Regions from separate parts of the Homo sapiens genome. Here region 2 is linked to region 1. A link is a loop called in an ENCODE intact Hi-C map of the cell type or tissue named here. Cell type or tissue: endothelial cell of umbilical vein. All regions are shown on one strand.

What was found. Peaks named below come from ENCODE experiments on the same cell type or tissue, not always from the same donor. Only the 100,000 strongest peaks of a DNase experiment are listed, where the experiment ranks them.
Region 2: it touches region 1 in a loop (3-fold over the local background); 16 of 110 quality-filtered maps call a loop at or near these places.

What each region holds. Positions count from the first base shown.
Region 1 is chr15:52,251,570-52,259,569 of GRCh38, reverse strand. It overlaps MYO5C (myosin VC), which reads left to right. Exons shown (of 41, transcript NM_018728.4): 11 at 2,850-2,931; 12 at 6,113-6,253. Among named protein-coding and RNA genes, the nearest start is that of MIR1266, 22 kb to the left of the region's middle. RefSeq lists an enhancer at 1,677-2,253. In endothelial cell of umbilical vein, a CTCF peak has its summit at 3,089 (motif pointing left); DNase peaks (open chromatin) are centred at 3,049, 4,359 and 6,609; H3K27ac peaks cover 2,803 bases.
Region 2 is chr15:52,675,391-52,683,390 of GRCh38, reverse strand. ATOSA (atos homolog A) reads left to right here and starts at 4,003. Exons shown (of 13, transcript NM_001385016.1): 1 at 4,003-4,563; 2 at 5,269-5,385. The coding sequence starts at 5,370. It overlaps LOC105370821 (a long non-coding RNA gene), which reads right to left and starts at 3,786. Exons shown (of 4, transcript XR_932255.4): 1 at 3,698-3,786. RefSeq lists a silencer at 4,068-4,387 and enhancers at 4,968-5,107, 5,238-5,307. In endothelial cell of umbilical vein, no CTCF peak of the experiment used is centred here; DNase peaks (open chromatin) are centred at 3,980, 4,640 and 5,090; H3K4me3 peaks cover 2,613 bases; H3K27ac peaks cover 2,188 bases; H3K27me3 peaks cover 1,404 bases.

The DNA.
Region 1 (8,000 bases):
TTAAAAATAGTCCTGTTTCATTGTGGTGGAAATACGTAATTATTCTGTTATTCCCTGTTCTTTTGGGTGTTTTTAAGATGTATTTTTAAATGACAGTCCTTTATTTTAACAGTATATTATTTCTTTCTTTTTTTTCTTTTTTTTTTTTTTGAGACGGAGTCTTGCTCTGTTGCCCAGGCTGGAGTGCAGTGGCACCATCTCGGCTCACTGCAACCTCTGCCTCCCAGGTTCAAGCGATTCTCCTGTCTCAGCCTCCTGGGTAGCTGGGACTACAGGCACCTGCCACTACGCCCGGCTGATTTTTTTTATTTTTAGTAGAGACTGGGTTTCACCGTATTAGCCAGGATGGTCTCGATCTCCTGACCTTGTGATCTGTCCATCTCGGCCTCCCAAAGTGCTGGGATTACAGGCGTGAGCCACTGCACCCAGCCATTATTTCATATTTTTATCTAACAGATGTTTATGTCCCAGGCACTGTGTTGGAGGCAGTGGTTGAACAGCATAGATGTACGGCTCCTGCCACCGTGGGACTGAGACTGGTGAGGGCAGCAGGCCGGCAGTAGAGGTTAGGATGAGTCCTGGGAAGGGAGGAAGGTGTGCTGGAGGTTAGCAGAGGGTGGGGACAGAGCAAGGGCAGCCATGTGCAAGGAGTAGTGAGCTGGACGGTGGCCCCCAGGCAGGATCCAGAACCACTGTAATAAGGAATTTGAATTTTTCAGCTATGTGGAAAAACCTGAGACAAGAGTATTTATAAATACACAAAGACTTGTTAGAGTAAATTATTTTAAGATTCCTCTCAAAAATTCTAACAATAGCCTGTTTGCTGCCACCCTTGAGTTCATGATACGCCTCCAAAAAAATCAGCTTTCCTCTAGGCAGCAGGGCTGCAGCCTGGGGCCAAGCCTTTCCCGCCCCCTCCAGCAGCCTCGCTTCTAGGCTAACCCTCGCCTAGGCATACCTGCAACTTTTGAGAAAGCTCTTTTTGACTTGGAAATAAGGAAGCCTCAAAGGAAGACTTAGCATCTTTGAAAGCCAGTAAAGCTGAAGCTGTGAGCTTCAAGGTCTAAGCTGAGAGTGAATGAAGGCTGGTGACTCCCCAGCCTGTCGTGTATTTATGTTCTTTGGACCCAGAGTTGGAAAAACCTGGGTCTGGGGGTCAGACCCCTGGGAATGAGCTCCGTAGCATACCAGTTACGTGACCTCAAGAAAGTCACAGAACCTCTCCAAGCCTTAGTTTCTGCATCTACAAGATGGGGCCTCTCTTGCAGGGTGATTTTGAACATATGATGGAAGAAATTATGCAGGTACCTTGAAAACCATAAGCATGGTTCCAGTGTGAAGTGTTTTCATAGCCAATGTGCCTCTAGCATTTTAAGTCACAGATCTAGGTCTTTCCATGGGTCCTAAACTTCAGATTTTTGTGCCCCAAAATAATGCATTGATGTTTGACATTTTGCCAGGTTCTAGAAAGCCCTGCCCTTGGCCCCAGCTGTGAGCTGCAGAGCTCAGTGAGACCCTTTTTAATCTTCCCCCAGGCCCAGCCCTGGCCTTGCTTCCATGAGCAGACCAGCCTCCGAATCTCTGAGCCACCAAGGCTGCGTGTGGAATGGGGCTGTCAGAGCTGCTATGAATCACCCTGGAGCTGTCTAGAGGACAGTCCAGGTTCTTACCCTGCCCAGGAATTCCAGATTGAGCCAAACCAGCTCAGTCAAGTGAGACTCCCAGGGGACCTGTGATAGGAGCCGGCAGGAACCTCTCAGGATTAGAGCGATTAAGAACAAAGCTTTGGAGGCACCAAGCACTGGGGTCGAATTGCATTTCTGGCACCACTTGCTGGCTGTTGGTCCTCACCATGGTCACTCCTTCTCTGACCCTCGTGTGTGACAGTGGAGTCACAGGAGCCCTTCACATAGGGCTGTGTTAGGGTTATAGGAGGTGACGTGCATAAATGCTGACACCTTAAAAGTGCTCAGCAAGCTGCCTTCCAGCAGGAGCTCATCTGGCCAGGTGGTAAATTTGGTGCCTCTGTTTTGTTCGGCCCACGTTTTGCAGAGTGGGATTATTCACTTAAAAGTCCCAGTTTTCTGACTTTTCTTAAGAATCAATTAATCTAACATCCTGGGCCGCATTCATCCATGGCTACATCCGGCAGGAGCTGAGTAGCAGCTGCCTCCCCAAGGGCTCCTCTCAGTTCTTGAGCTTGCAACTCCAAGGCAACTGCAGAGGCAGCTGATGAAAGTCTGAATATGGAAGCCAGCCATGTCTGTCTCGTCCCTGATGGGGTGTGCTGGGCTGTAGGATATGAAATGACTTTGCCCTTTTCCTCTAGGAGCTATGAAAGCACCCCTTAGGGAGGCAAAATTGTGCTGCAGTTGTGCTGCTCCTCCCCTCAACAGACAAGGAGAGAATAGGAAACCACATTGCCTTCTCATTGGAGGCACAGGCATCACAGTCAGGCAGCTTCGCAGCTAAGTTCTGACACAAGCTGTGTGACCTTTGGCAAGTTTCTTAACCTCTCGGGCTTATTTTCTGACCTATAAAGTCAGAATAATAATTGCCAATATCACTGTTGTTGTGCGGACTACACCATATGGTGACATGCTTATTTTAATGCCTGGCTTGAGGTAGGTGTTTTATACCTACCAGATTTCTTCCGGGGGACAACCAGGAAAAGGGTTATTTATAAACTGACTACTAGGATATCATTAAAACCAGAAGCTTTGAGGGGTATTTAAAACTTGTAGAAGACATAGCAAACGTTTAAGCTTTTAAGTGTCAAAAAATATCTATAAACAAATGCATATGTCTTGCTTCAGGTTATATTTTAACTTGTTTAAATTGTATTTCAGTTTTGAAACCTTTGATGTGAACAGCTTTGAACAATTTTGCATCAATTACGCTAATGAAAAACTGCAACAACAGTTTAACATGGTAGGTGACCTTTCTGCCTTCTTGACTAGTTCTCAGCCGCGCGCGCGCGCGTGTGTGTGTGTGTGTGTGTGTGTGTTCGTGGAAAGAGGCATTCTTCTTTCTTGAGGTTGCAAATTTTTATGCAAGGAGCCTCACGCTGGGTCACTGCACCACCTTGTGGCCAAATCTTGAAATCACACCCTCTCATCTATTTCATCTTTTTTGAATCACCTGCCAATGTGTGAGCCTCACTGCCCTTCTTGGATACAGACCCTCTGTGCAGCCAGACAAAACTATTTAGTTGGTTGCCTGAGGCCTCCACTTTCTTTCGAGCCTCTCTGTCTTTGCACTTGCTGCTTTCTCTGCCTTAACCCACGTGCTCCTGTTATTTCCCCATTGCTTTATCTTCACGTGGCCAACTCCAGCTTGTGTTTTGAGATCCAGCTTCCCTGAGAGCCTCCTGCGATACCTCCTGGCCTCTTCCTATGTGCTTCCTTATCGCAGGCCTGTCACATGGAATTATCATCATTTGCATGCAAGTTTCCAAATAGACTTGGTCACCTGGAGAGGCCAGGACTGGCATTCTTTGTCTCTCTCAGCCCAGTGCTTATCTCGGCACATGCAGCACTAAACAGCAGATGGCCAATGGATTATGGGAATGAGTTTCTCCAACCTTAATTTAGAACAAGACATATATGGTACCTTCCTAACTAACAATAAGATCAAATGTATCATCCCATGGAAACAGACAGGAGATGGATTCCAATTTTTTTTTTCCACTGGGAAGATTTGTTTATTCAAAAGACGTTTTTGAGTGTATACTGTGTATACCAGGTACCAAGTTAAGTGCTGAGGTAGAAAGATGAATAAAACAATTTAAAAAATGTTGAGTAAATGCTACTTGTGGCTGTTTGGGCATTTATTATTGCTATGTGTATTGAATACAATTTCAACCTCTTAAATCAGTTCCCTAGATGCAAGAACTTTATTGAATTCACTTTTGAATTCCCAACAGTACTGACGCCTTTCTGCTCCTAACAGAAGTCAATGAAATTAAAAGTTGATTGAACATCTTTCTACATTGGCCCTACCATGAAACTACTCTCATATTTTTTTTATAATTGCCTCCTTAACATTTATATTTGGCTCTGTTTCTGAAAAGCCATGAAAGCTAAAATGCTTTACTAACTCACATTTTCCCTTTAGCTTACATTCTAAACTTTGGCTACATGTTTATGGGAAGAATGGTGATTCCAGTTCATAATAGAAATCACACTTTAATACCCTAACAGTTACTCCAAGGAAAGGTTATACCTTTGTTAGTGTCCAGTCTTATGCTCCCTCAGAACCCCTGAGGAAAACATAGCATGACGTCTTGGAGAGTGTGGGCTTTGGCTCAAACTAAATTGGGTTTGAATCTCAGCTCTACCACCTCCCTCTGGGACCTTGGGTTCTCTGAGCCTCTGTTTCCTTGTTTTAAAAATGAGTCATCATTACACATTGTATGTATGTGTCAGAATATCACATGTACCACAAAACTATGTACAACTATTATGTATCAATTTAAAAAGAGTCAATAATAACTGTCTAATATTGTGAGAAGACCTAACATTGAATCCTACTCAGTAGAAGTTTCTTTTTTTTTTTTTGGCCCAGAATTAATTCATGTATAACCATTAAATTTCATTCCATTGTAAATTTCATTTCTTTAGCATTTGCAAGGCTCTCCTGGAAGTTTAACATTAATAACTACAGCTGAGGTTTATTCCAAGTGCATATTCAGTATAACTCACCTGAAGTCAAACTCTCTGTGGCTGCTACCCTGTTCCCTGGCTGCAATGGCGTGCTGCTCCCCAACATGTCCACCTTAACCTCAAAGTGACACTTATACCAGATGTCTTGCCAAAAATCACAAATCAGAGGCTGTAATTCTATTTTTTTTTTTTTGCTTTTGTTCTCCTCTCCTGTTCTTCTTCCTCTTCCACTTCCTCCTCCTTCTCTTCCTTTTTCCTCTTCTCCTTTTTCTGAGTCATCCATCAATGTGTAGATCCTCCCAGGAGGGGTAGTATCTTCAATTGTCAGCACAGAAAGCTTTGGGTAGGACTCTCCTGATCTCCAGTCCCCCTCTTCTGGCTGCCACTGGGCCTTGCACCTGATGCCCCCAGGGAGCTCAGCAGTAGCAAGTGTAGAAGTGCCGGTGCCACCTTCTCCTCTCAGCCCGCTTACCCTCCACGTGACTTTCTGTGGTCAAGTCACGCCATGGACCCCATGTCCTGAGCCTGACATTCATCCTGACCTCTTCGCTCCTCTTCCTCCTCCCTGAGTCCCAGCCATCAAGAGCATCGGGCTGAGTCCTCATTGGTCTCACTGCCTCCGGTTCTTCCCTCCTCTGAGCCATCCTCCAGGTCTCATCATAACCCCTCCGCCCTCCAGCGGGTCCTCACTGCTCCTAGAAAAAGGCCATAGGCCCAGAATTCTCTAAGGAGGGTGTGAAGGTCTCAGGTGATTTGACTGTACCATTCTTTGCCACCACATTGCTGCTGTCCTCCTGTAATTTCTAACCTGCTTGAGGTGCGTTTCTCAAGCACCCATTGAGCTTTCATGTGGTTCCCACTGGGATTCCTCCATAGGAGGGTTTTCTTGATGCCCCACCCCACCCCACCCTACCCCACCTCACCACCTGCCAGCCAAACTTTCTTTCATCCTCCATGGTAAGCCTGAGTACATCCTCTGGGAAGCCTCCCTGATACCCTTACAGCCCAAGTGAGTAGTGCACGAAGATCTCTAAGCAGTGGGCTTCTCCCACCGGCCCCGCAGCTAGCATTCTCAGGTAGCTGGCTCCACCCAGCCAGGCTGCATTAGGCCAAAGAGGCTGGATCTGTCCTTGGATAGCTGCTAGCAGGAAGGGGCTGTAGGACCACACTGAGTACCATGTGGTGCTGGTGGTGACACAGGCTGGCCCAAGCCATGTCCTAGGAGGTAGAGACCCACTCAGACTAGGTGGGAGGATGACAGCTAGACTCGCTTTAGGAACTCGGCGGTATTGATCACGGTATGGGCCTTGTCTATACTTCAGGGTCCTTCTTTTTAAACATAAATATTACAGATCAACCATTTACATTTTCCAAATGCTTACATCCTGCTCTTTGGAAACGTATTTTAATATTCTGTTTTACTTTCTGTATTAACTTTGGATTCCCAGCATGTCTTCAAACTGGAACAAGAAGAATACATGAAGGAAGATATACCTTGGACGCTGATAGATTTTTATGACAATCAACCAGTTATTGACCTGATTGAAGCAAAAATGGGAATTCTGGAGTTACTGGATGAAGAATGTTTGGTAACTTTTAAGAATAATTGTTTTTTTCAGCTTTTAAGTAGTAACAGATGAGCATTTTGCAAAGCAGTTTTTTTGAAGTGTGCTTGTGAAGTCCTGATGTTTATCCAGTTGGTTGGATGGATATTAATGCTGGGACAGCATCCACAGCAGGGACCCCAGAGGGCCCACTGGGCCTTTTGCCCTCAGCCTGTGTAGACCACGCTTGGGGAGCTGCACCACCTCTTTTACCTGACTTCCAGCATGGAGGCTGTCCCAAAGTGTATGTAGAAACATGCATGAAAACAGCAAGTGACTCCACTCAAGTTGTCGGTGACTAATAAGAATTGAGTTTTCTTTTACATCCTGATTCTTGTGAGTCATCAAGAAAAATCAACATCGTATGATTCACCAGAAGAGCTTTCTAGAGTTTTCTTCTTACCATTTCCCTCTGGGAAACTCTGAAGTAGGCCAGCCTGGCAGTGTCTCTCATGGGGCCACAAGAACAAATAATCCCAAAGTGAGGATTAATAAGGTTTCGGGGTTAAAGGATTTTTTTTTTTTTTGAGACGGAGTCTTGCTCTATCACCCAGGCTGGAGTGCAGTGGTGCCATCTCGGCTCACTGCAACCTCCGCTTCCTGAGTTCAAGTGATTCTCCTGTTCCAGCCTCCGGAGTAGCTGGAATTATAGGCGCACACCACCATGCCCAGCTAATTTTTTGTATTTTTGGTAGAGACGGGGTTTCACCATGTTAGCCAGGATGGTCTGGATCTCCTGACCTCGTGATCCGCCTGCCTCGGCCTCCCAAAGTGCTGGGATTACAGGCATGAGCCACTGCGCCCGGCCAATTTTTGTATTTTTAGTAGAGATGGGGTTTCCATCTCAAAAAAAAAAAAATCACATGTATCAAGATCAAATTTCGCAACTAGCTTAGTACAAGGAGGTATGCCCTTATTTCAAGGAGTGAGTTAATTAGGAAGTAAAATAAGAAAAACTATTTTCCTGAGGCAGGGGAAGGGGAGGACTCTCTATTCAGGTGCCAGTCTTTTCCCATTCACCCGTGAATAAAGGTCATGTTCGTGTAATGGAACCCACACTATTTTTTCCTGAACCTTTAGATTTCTTTGGGAAGAAATAAAATACTGCCTATTTTATAGAAATAAAATTCTTCATTCTAAAGTCATTGTGTGACCATTTCTTTTTAAAGTTTTGTTCTTCTAAAGAGACTTTGATGTATCCATTAAAATATCACATCAAATACCCCACAAATATATATAATTGTTATTTGTCAATTAATAATAATTTTTAAAGTGCCCTAAAGATTAAGATCAAGGATAAATTAATGCCTAAAGTTGCTTTTTTAAAAGCCTCTAAGGCCAGGCGCAGTGGCTCTTGCCTGTAACCCCAGCACTTTGGGGAGGCCAAGGTGGGTGGATCACCTGAGGTTAGGAGTTGGAGGCCAGCCTGGCCAACATGGTGAAACCCCGTCTCTACTAAAAATACAAAAATTAGTCAGGCATGGTAGCAGGCACTTGTAATCCCAGCTACTTAGGAGACTGAGGCAGGAGAATCGCTTGAACCCAGGAGGCAGAGGTTGCAGTGAGCCAAGATCGCGTCATCACACTCCAGCCTGGGTGGAAGAGCCAGACTCCATCTCAAAAATAAATAAATAAATAAATAAATAAATAAATAAATAAAAAGCCTCTAATTGAGAGCAGTTCACTAAGTGCCAAATCACCTTGGTTTCTTAGAATTAGTGCTTTTCCTCAC
Region 2 (8,000 bases), 420 kb before region 1:
GAAAATTTTGAAATTATTTAACTTATTTCAGAATATTGTAGTGGAAATTAAATGAGTCCATTCAGGAAGCGGCTGCCTTCTACTTATTAAATATAGCTTTGGGAAAGTTACTTGTTTCTCTGAGCCTCAATTTCCTAATCTGAGAAATAGTTATCACCCTCTTTGGATCAAATATATATGTAAAATGCTGAGCACAGTTACTGTCACAAAAAACGGCCATTATTATTCTTTAAAAAGACATTAAGTCTTGGTGGGTCGGAGACCTCCAGCAGCTCAGCAAAATTGTCAGGTTAATTAAAGGTTTATCCACCTTGAAGTTTAGAGGCCCTTGTATTTCTAAGCCCTAAGACACTTACGCAGACTGGGACCAGAAAGAATACATTTTTACTTCCTTATACCTGTGGTTTTAGAGGGTAGACAAACAGGAACCTCAAAAAAGAATAAACCAGACAACCAACTTATGTGAAGGTAGAAGGTTGTTTACAGAAGCCAATGCCTTAGCAATGACTCCATGATCTTTCTCTCTTAGAAATTAACTGTACTGAATTTAAGTGGATAATCAGAAACAATTTAGATATGGAAAAGATAGCTTGCATTTCATCTTGTTTCAACAAGTACTAAAAGTACATTTTTCTTTTTAACTTTGCAAGAACAGATTTATTTATACATTTTAATTCTACTCATCTTTATTTCTACAATATTTCATGGCAAATAAGATGTACTGATTACCATCTTTAAAATAATGTATCTTCATTTGACTCTCAACCACTTATTCATGATTATCCTCTAGCTATGGGTCATAGAGTTGTTCTTTTAAGATACTAGAGATATCTTAACATTTTTCACTCATTTACTGTTAACTTCTACAGAATTAAAGATCTTCATGTTTGAGTAACCATTCAGAACCTCCATTCTTTTTCTTAGTCACATGGCCATCTTCCCTGTGTGTCTTCTACCTTCAAACCTCTCCTTCTTATCAGGACATTAGTCACTGGATTTGGAATCTACCCTAATAATCCACCTCATCTTAACTTCATTACTGTACATATCTAAGTTCACATTCACAGATGGGGGATGGGAGTAGGACTGCAACACAATTTTTTTTTTTTTGAGGGGAGAACACATTTCAACCCACAATGGGTTCCTACTATTATGAGACAACATATAATATATACATTGCCCCAAAAGTATAATGAAAATGTGTCATTTACAAATGAAATTTGTGCTACCCACCAATTTCTCAACTCTACCTTTATCCCACTAGGGAGAAAATGCCAGCCAGTATTAGACATGCAGACTACAGGCATGCACAAGAAAAGCATATTAGAGAATACATAGGTTAATATTTATTGAGCTCCTACTTTATATCCAGTTCTTTACTAAGTGCTAGGGATACAAGAAAGAAGAAGGTACCAATCCCTGCTCTGGTGGAGCTCATCCTGGTAGCCTGGACTGGTTCCATGACTTTGGTCATCGTAACAGCCTTGTATTCATAAAGTGAGCAAACCAGTTATCCTCATCACCTTAATAAGTAAAAGAACTTAGAGACAGTCATTACAGATTGATCATACACCACCCATTTCAACAAAATCTGTAAAAGTTGAGGGGATGAAGATGAGTTGCTGAAGATGAGTTAACTTTTTTTTGAAGTTAATTACTCATATACGGCTTTGAAACCCTAGGGGAAAGCAAAATGGAAAGCAAATCAGATGAAAAGAGGGTAAGGTTCCTGCCAGCTATCTTGATTCCCTTGCTTACCCTTACCCTTCACCAACTAGGAACTAGAAACATTTGTTCTGTTTATGTGCTCTGAGGTGTGAACAGAGCACCTTAGAGTGAATTGCCATTTCAAGTCATTATTTCCAAACGCTCTGAACATGTGTTACATAATCATAGGATAAAAGAAAGCGATAACTATTGTCAGAGTCTAAACACCTCACTTTTATAGGTGAAACAAAGGTGTTAGAATGTGACTTGATTAGGGCCATGTAACTGTAATAGTACTATAAGCTCCTTGAAAGTAGTGACCCTATCTGGTTTTGGTGACCTTTACATTCTCAGAGACTTGTATGAGCCTAGCAGGTAGTATTCAGTAAATGCATATTATGGAATGAAACAATTTGAATAATGAGTCAGAAATACACCTTTTAAATACTTTTTCTGCTGCCATAATGATTTCAAATTTTTGAACAGGTTTAAGATTCTAAATTTAAAAAAACTTCAGGTTAGTCTAACAAATGTTGACATCATCATTTACCCAAGTGCTGTTAAAAATTATTTAAAAGAGAATAGTTTGTGCTACACACTAATAGTCTTGGCTTCTGCTCTCAACATTTCCTGGTCTTTTTACCTCTTTTGCATTAGATAGAGGAAGAAAGAAGCTAAACCAGATTTTGCTGCCTGTTCACCCAGTAAGCCTTTTACAATAGCTGTTATTTGGTCCCAGCTGTTGTGCTAAATTTAGGTTTTTGGCTTATCTGTAACTGTTCTGTCTCCCATTACCAAGTGCTTGTAGAACAAGTAAAACTTCAGTTCATTTTTTAAAAACTACATAATACAGTATTCAATAATATCAAAGTCAAATCCACTGGGATTTAACATTTGTAGCATTTTATAGATTAAAGAACTGTTTCCATTTGTCAGTTTCATCGTCATGATGCCAGAACATTTCAGAGAAAATGAAATGTTACCCTCCTGAATGTTCTCTCCGCTCTGATTAGATACAATCGTGGAGTTAAGGTTAACAATTTCAGTTGTACATGTTATTTTACTGTACATATCTAAGCACTAGAAAATGTTACTTTTTAAATATTTCATGCCTTTTTCATAAGAACTTTACCTGAGGCCAAAAAAATGGAACTGCCAATCTTGCAGTTTATAAAACTCTTCTGATGTGAAAATAATAGACTCATTGTAAAAAAAATTTTAAAACAGAAGGGCACAAATAAAAAAAATCCCCTTAGACTTGTCCTAATACTTTCCTGTGATCCTTTTATGCAAAATTATATCTAAAAAAAAAACTTTTTCTAATGAAACCAAAGAGCCTTGCAAATTTTTACTTGTCTCCATTTGGGCTCATGCCCCATATGTACTTTGTCTATAGACTGAGTAGCTAATAGCTGCAGCGCTTGTTAGGATTGGGTTTTTTTTTAAGTACAGCAGATTCCTGTCATCTGTTTGTGTTTAAATGACGACAACATCACAACATGAAATGCCATCATGTCACATTGCTATAGCACAACAACAAAATTACAGCTCCCCAACAATAACATGCTGTCAAAGTGTCCTCCTGCCCATGAGTCAGTGTTTTAGAAGTTATGAAGATTATTTTTAGCACAGCGAGTGTCTTGGAAGCTTGGGTTCTGAATCCTACTAAAATCCTTAGTGATTTGGGAAAATCTAGGGTGGGGGTGGGCTTCCTGTTCTTAAATTCTCCCACTCCCTGACCCGCATAGCTGCCCACCCCCCGTCCCGGTCACATTAAACCCGGGTTCCATTATGCGCTGCAATCCACTTGGGGCTCGATCACAACTCTGTGCCAGCATCCCGGGAGGAGGAGGAGGAGGAGGAGGAGGGGGGGAAGGAGGGGGAGGGGGGAGGAGGAGGAGGAGGAGGAGGAGGAGGAGGAGGAGGAGACGACGACTATAATTATCCTCCACGTCTGGGGCAGGCCTTTGGATGACATCTCCCCAGTTACCCTGCGCTCTAATAGCGCAGCTCCGATTCCTGGTCTCAGAATCCAGGCGCGCCTCTGCCGGCTGGGAGCGCAACCGAAGTGCCTGGGACGTCTCGGGCTTCCGGGACTCTGCTGGTGTCTCCCAGCCGCCATCTCCAGCGCCCTCGCACCCGCCGGGCACCTGCACCGAAAACCCGGCCCCAAACTAGCGCCCCGGGGCGAGCGGCGGCATTGCCATAGTAACCGGGCGCCAGGGCCGCGGAGGCCGCCGGGGAGGAAGTGACGACCGGGGTGGGTTGGCTGTTGTTGGGACACGTGACCTAGGCAGTGTTTTGACAGGGCAAACAGCAGAGAAAGAACTGGCCGAGCGAGGGGGACGGGGAGCCGGGGCGCCAGAGCTAGAGACAGCGGGCGGGCAAGGAGCTGGCAGAGGCGCTGGGCAAGAGGGCCGGCCGGGGCTACGGGCGGGGGAAGCCCGGGGGTCGCGGGGCTCGGGTGCCAGTCAGGCAGGGCGGAGGGGCTGAGCGCAGGGAGCGGAGCGAGGCGGTGGCTGAGGCGCGGGTGGATGGCCACAGGGGCGCCGGGGAGCCGCTTCGGGCTGGTCGTCTCGGGTCCCCACGGTCACCTGAGGCAGCCGCGGGGGCCGCTGCGCTCCATACTCCGCTCCCGCTGGCCCTGCGCCTCTCGGAGCCTGGGGTCTGAGGTGGGAGTGTGATGTGAGCTGCTGGGCGAGCGGTGGAGAGAAGTGCCAAGAGGAGGCGGGATTGGGACGGGAGAGGAGAGCGAGTTAGTCAGCAGAGGTCGGCCGAGGGAGCGGAGGAGCCGGCCAGCTCGAGAGCGCCATGAAAACAACTCTCCAGCGGGGAGAGGGGCAGACGCGGCGCTCGGTGCGGCGGGGCTGAAGGAAATCCGGGGCCGCGGCGGGACGGAAGGGGTTGTGCAGAGCAGGGGGCGAGCACAGGCTGTAAACACCTCCCCCGGAGCCGGCCGCGGAGGACTGGTTGGGAGTTGGTAGGGTCGCCCCGGGACAGCCCGGAAGAGTTCGTTTGGGGCTGGGGGCTGGGCGGGAGGAGGTGACTCGGGTTTCTGTGTAAACTTGGCCGCGGTTGCCGCAGGAAGGCTAGCCAGAGGGTAATTACACAGGTGAGGCCCGGCGGGGCGGGCGGAGGGCTCGGGAGGCGCAGGGGACTGGAAGAGTTGGCTGCGCCCAGGCACCAGGTGGAAGAATTTCCATACCAGCCCTGCGGAGGTGCCTCTGTTTCCAGAGGCGTTTTTGTACGAAGGGGTTAGTTTGTGTTGCTCAAATCTTTTTCTTCTTCTTGCCTGTACCTCCAGGTTATAAATAGATCCTGTTTTGGTTCAGAGACTGTGTCAGAAGGACACATTGGCCTGGAGAGCACAGAGGCAGGGAAGGGGGTGCTCGATCCGGAGGAGATGGGGGAGGCGGTGCAGAGAGTTTTGCTTTTTTCAGACCAGCCGAGGGTGCTGTCACCGCAGTTGGTGCCAGGAAGAGGCCTAACTTAACAGTAGTTTACTTGCAAGGTCCGGGTATTAGAATAGGGCCAGATTAATTTTATTTTTGTCTCTTTCAGCATTTTGAAAGCGAAGCAGAAGCCGTAGAATCAGCGGCGAGCCTGTTGAAAGAACCCACAGGTGCATTTCACAGCACTCTGGGCGAAAATTGGATGTGAAAATGAAGCCAGACCGAGGTAAATGATTTGTTTAAGTAGGGCTTGTTCCCCCACCCCCTTCTTTTCTATGCCTCAATTTAGAAGTGTTAACCTAATTCTGCAGTAGGATCAACTATTTCTGTATCATATGTGATTATCTGTTTTTGTGACAGATTCCAGCTGGTGAGGTAGAGAAAGGCATATGGAAGAGAAGGTTAAGCGTTTTTACAAAAGTGCTTCTGAAGCACTAGCTTCAAGAGAGATTCTAGTGTATCTCAAAATGAAAGTAAAGAATGGTATTTGTATCTGTTGCCACAATACAGGTATCATTTTAGAGTTGTACTTGCTCGTTTTTAGGTAGTCAATCTAACTTCAACTTTCAAGAAGTTCATAAGCTTTTTAAACTTGAATGTGAACTTGATAAAATGAAGAGAAAACTTAAGCTTGAGTTGACAACTGTTATTTTATTACTACTTTGATTAGTTGATTTTTGTGCTTTAAGCAAACTCCAAAAGTTTGCAGAGTACTCCAGTATTCAATATACCAGCATATGGACAGTTTGGGCCACTGAAATCCCTGGTGATAAGTAAATGTCACTTCTTTTCTAAACCTGTATTTTCAGGATTTATAAGAATAATATATACACTGCTTTTCAAGGACTTCAAGGTAATTCTTTATCAGTCTTCTGATTAATGGCAAGAACCAATTTTAGAAGATGTTAATATAGTAGTGGTTAGTAGTGAGAGCTTTTCAGTCAGATATGAGTTTGATTCCAAGGAACATTGTGAAGTGGGGATTATTTTATTTGGTAGGGGGCTGGACTAGATGACAGATTTCCTTCCAAATCCAAGTCTTTAGGATTGGAAATGTTAATTTATCCTACGAATTAGATGCTTATTTTAAAATTTATATATATTAAACTGGTTGTTTTTCCATATATTTTTTCAAAGTGATTAGACAAATTTTCTGGGTAAAATAGGTCTATTGAAATGCACCAGAAGGAATTGGAGAAAACCATACTTAATTTAGTGATTTAAATTAGTTTTAGGTGTTGGCTATTACATACAATCAGGCAGCAGCTATGTATGTATCAAGTATTAGTAAGTGTATTGCTCCTGAGCAGGTTCCTTGTGTAGAATGCCAAGTTTAGATTTTTAGATTACATCAATCACTTTGGAAAAATGGCACCAAGGTTAGTAATTGATTCTCAGAATAAACAAGCAAATAAAATCAAAGTCACTATTTATTTTGAATTGTTGTGAAAAGTTGCTTTACAGTCATAAGCAGTTTTAAAAATAGTATTTGCAGCCAAAACTAGTGTTAAACACAATAAAATGTTTAGTTACGTACTGATATAGATTTTTAGGGGAAACAAATTTATTCATCAAGATTTCCAAAGAAGTTTTCACCTTAAAAATTGTAGCTTTCTTTAGCATTCTCAGGTAAAGATGATGGGATTGTGAGTTTAGTATTGTGATTATATTCCATAATAATAACATAAACCTTTAGACCCATGGCTTTTTTTTTCTTTTACTAAAACCAGTGTAAGTAATCTTTTACTTAGCAAACTAGTACAGAAATATTGAAATAAGCTTTTCACAAACGTACTTACCCTTACTGTGCGCAATGTAATGTTGTATTTTCTATTCTATTTCACGTTTTGAAAAATTGCTGTCACCACCCATTGAATTGATTTCTTCACCAATTAATGGGTCATGATGACCTGCAATTTGAAAGGCAGAGTTATGGACAACTCTTAACGAGAAAACAGTTACACTTCATTTTTTTTTTTAAACTACATTGGTGTCCAAAGAACTATCCTATATAAATGAATTTTCTGGATAATTGAAACTTTTTAAACGTCAAAATATTTTTAGTTGTAATCATGATATGTGGAGACATTTAAAAAATGTTCACGCTTCTGGTTTGAGATTTTTTTGTCTCTAGTTTAAACCATCTCAGCCTATCTTTTTTTATTCTGATTTTTATGTTCCCTGGCTGTCAACAGTTTTTGTTGTTAATATATTTATCCTTGTCACCTTTTAATTTTCCTGCTTTTAGTCTCTGAGCTAGATAATTAGATAACCGTACTTAACACTAAGTTTTCTCTCTTTTTTTTTCTTTTTCTTTTTTTTTTTTGAGACGGAGTCTCGCTCTGTCGCCCAGGCTGGAGTGCAGTGGCGCAATCTCCGCTCACTGCAAGCTCCGCCTCCCGGGTTCACGCCATTCTCCTGCCTCAGCCTTCGGTAGCTGGGATTACAGGCGCCCGCCTCCACGCCCGGCTAATTTTTTGTATTTTTAGTAGAGACAGGGTTTCACCGTGTAAGCCAGGATAGTCTCGATCTCCTGAGCTCGTGATCCGCCCGCCTCGGCCTCCCAGTGTGCTGGGATTACAGGCGTGAGCCACCGCGCCCGGCCTAACACTAAGTTTTCTATAAGATGAACATAAATAGGAGAACTTCTCAGATGCTCATTCAGAGTGTGAGTAAAGTGTGGATTTTAATGTAGAGACTCAGATTATAGTTTTGTGAAAGACAGCTGTGCTTCAAAGAGTTAAAGTTTCTAAATAAATACAATAGCCTCTTATCGTACATGATTGGGTGTGGTAGTTGGTTGGCTAACTGTAAAAGTTTAAGGTGGGGGTCAGGAAAAAT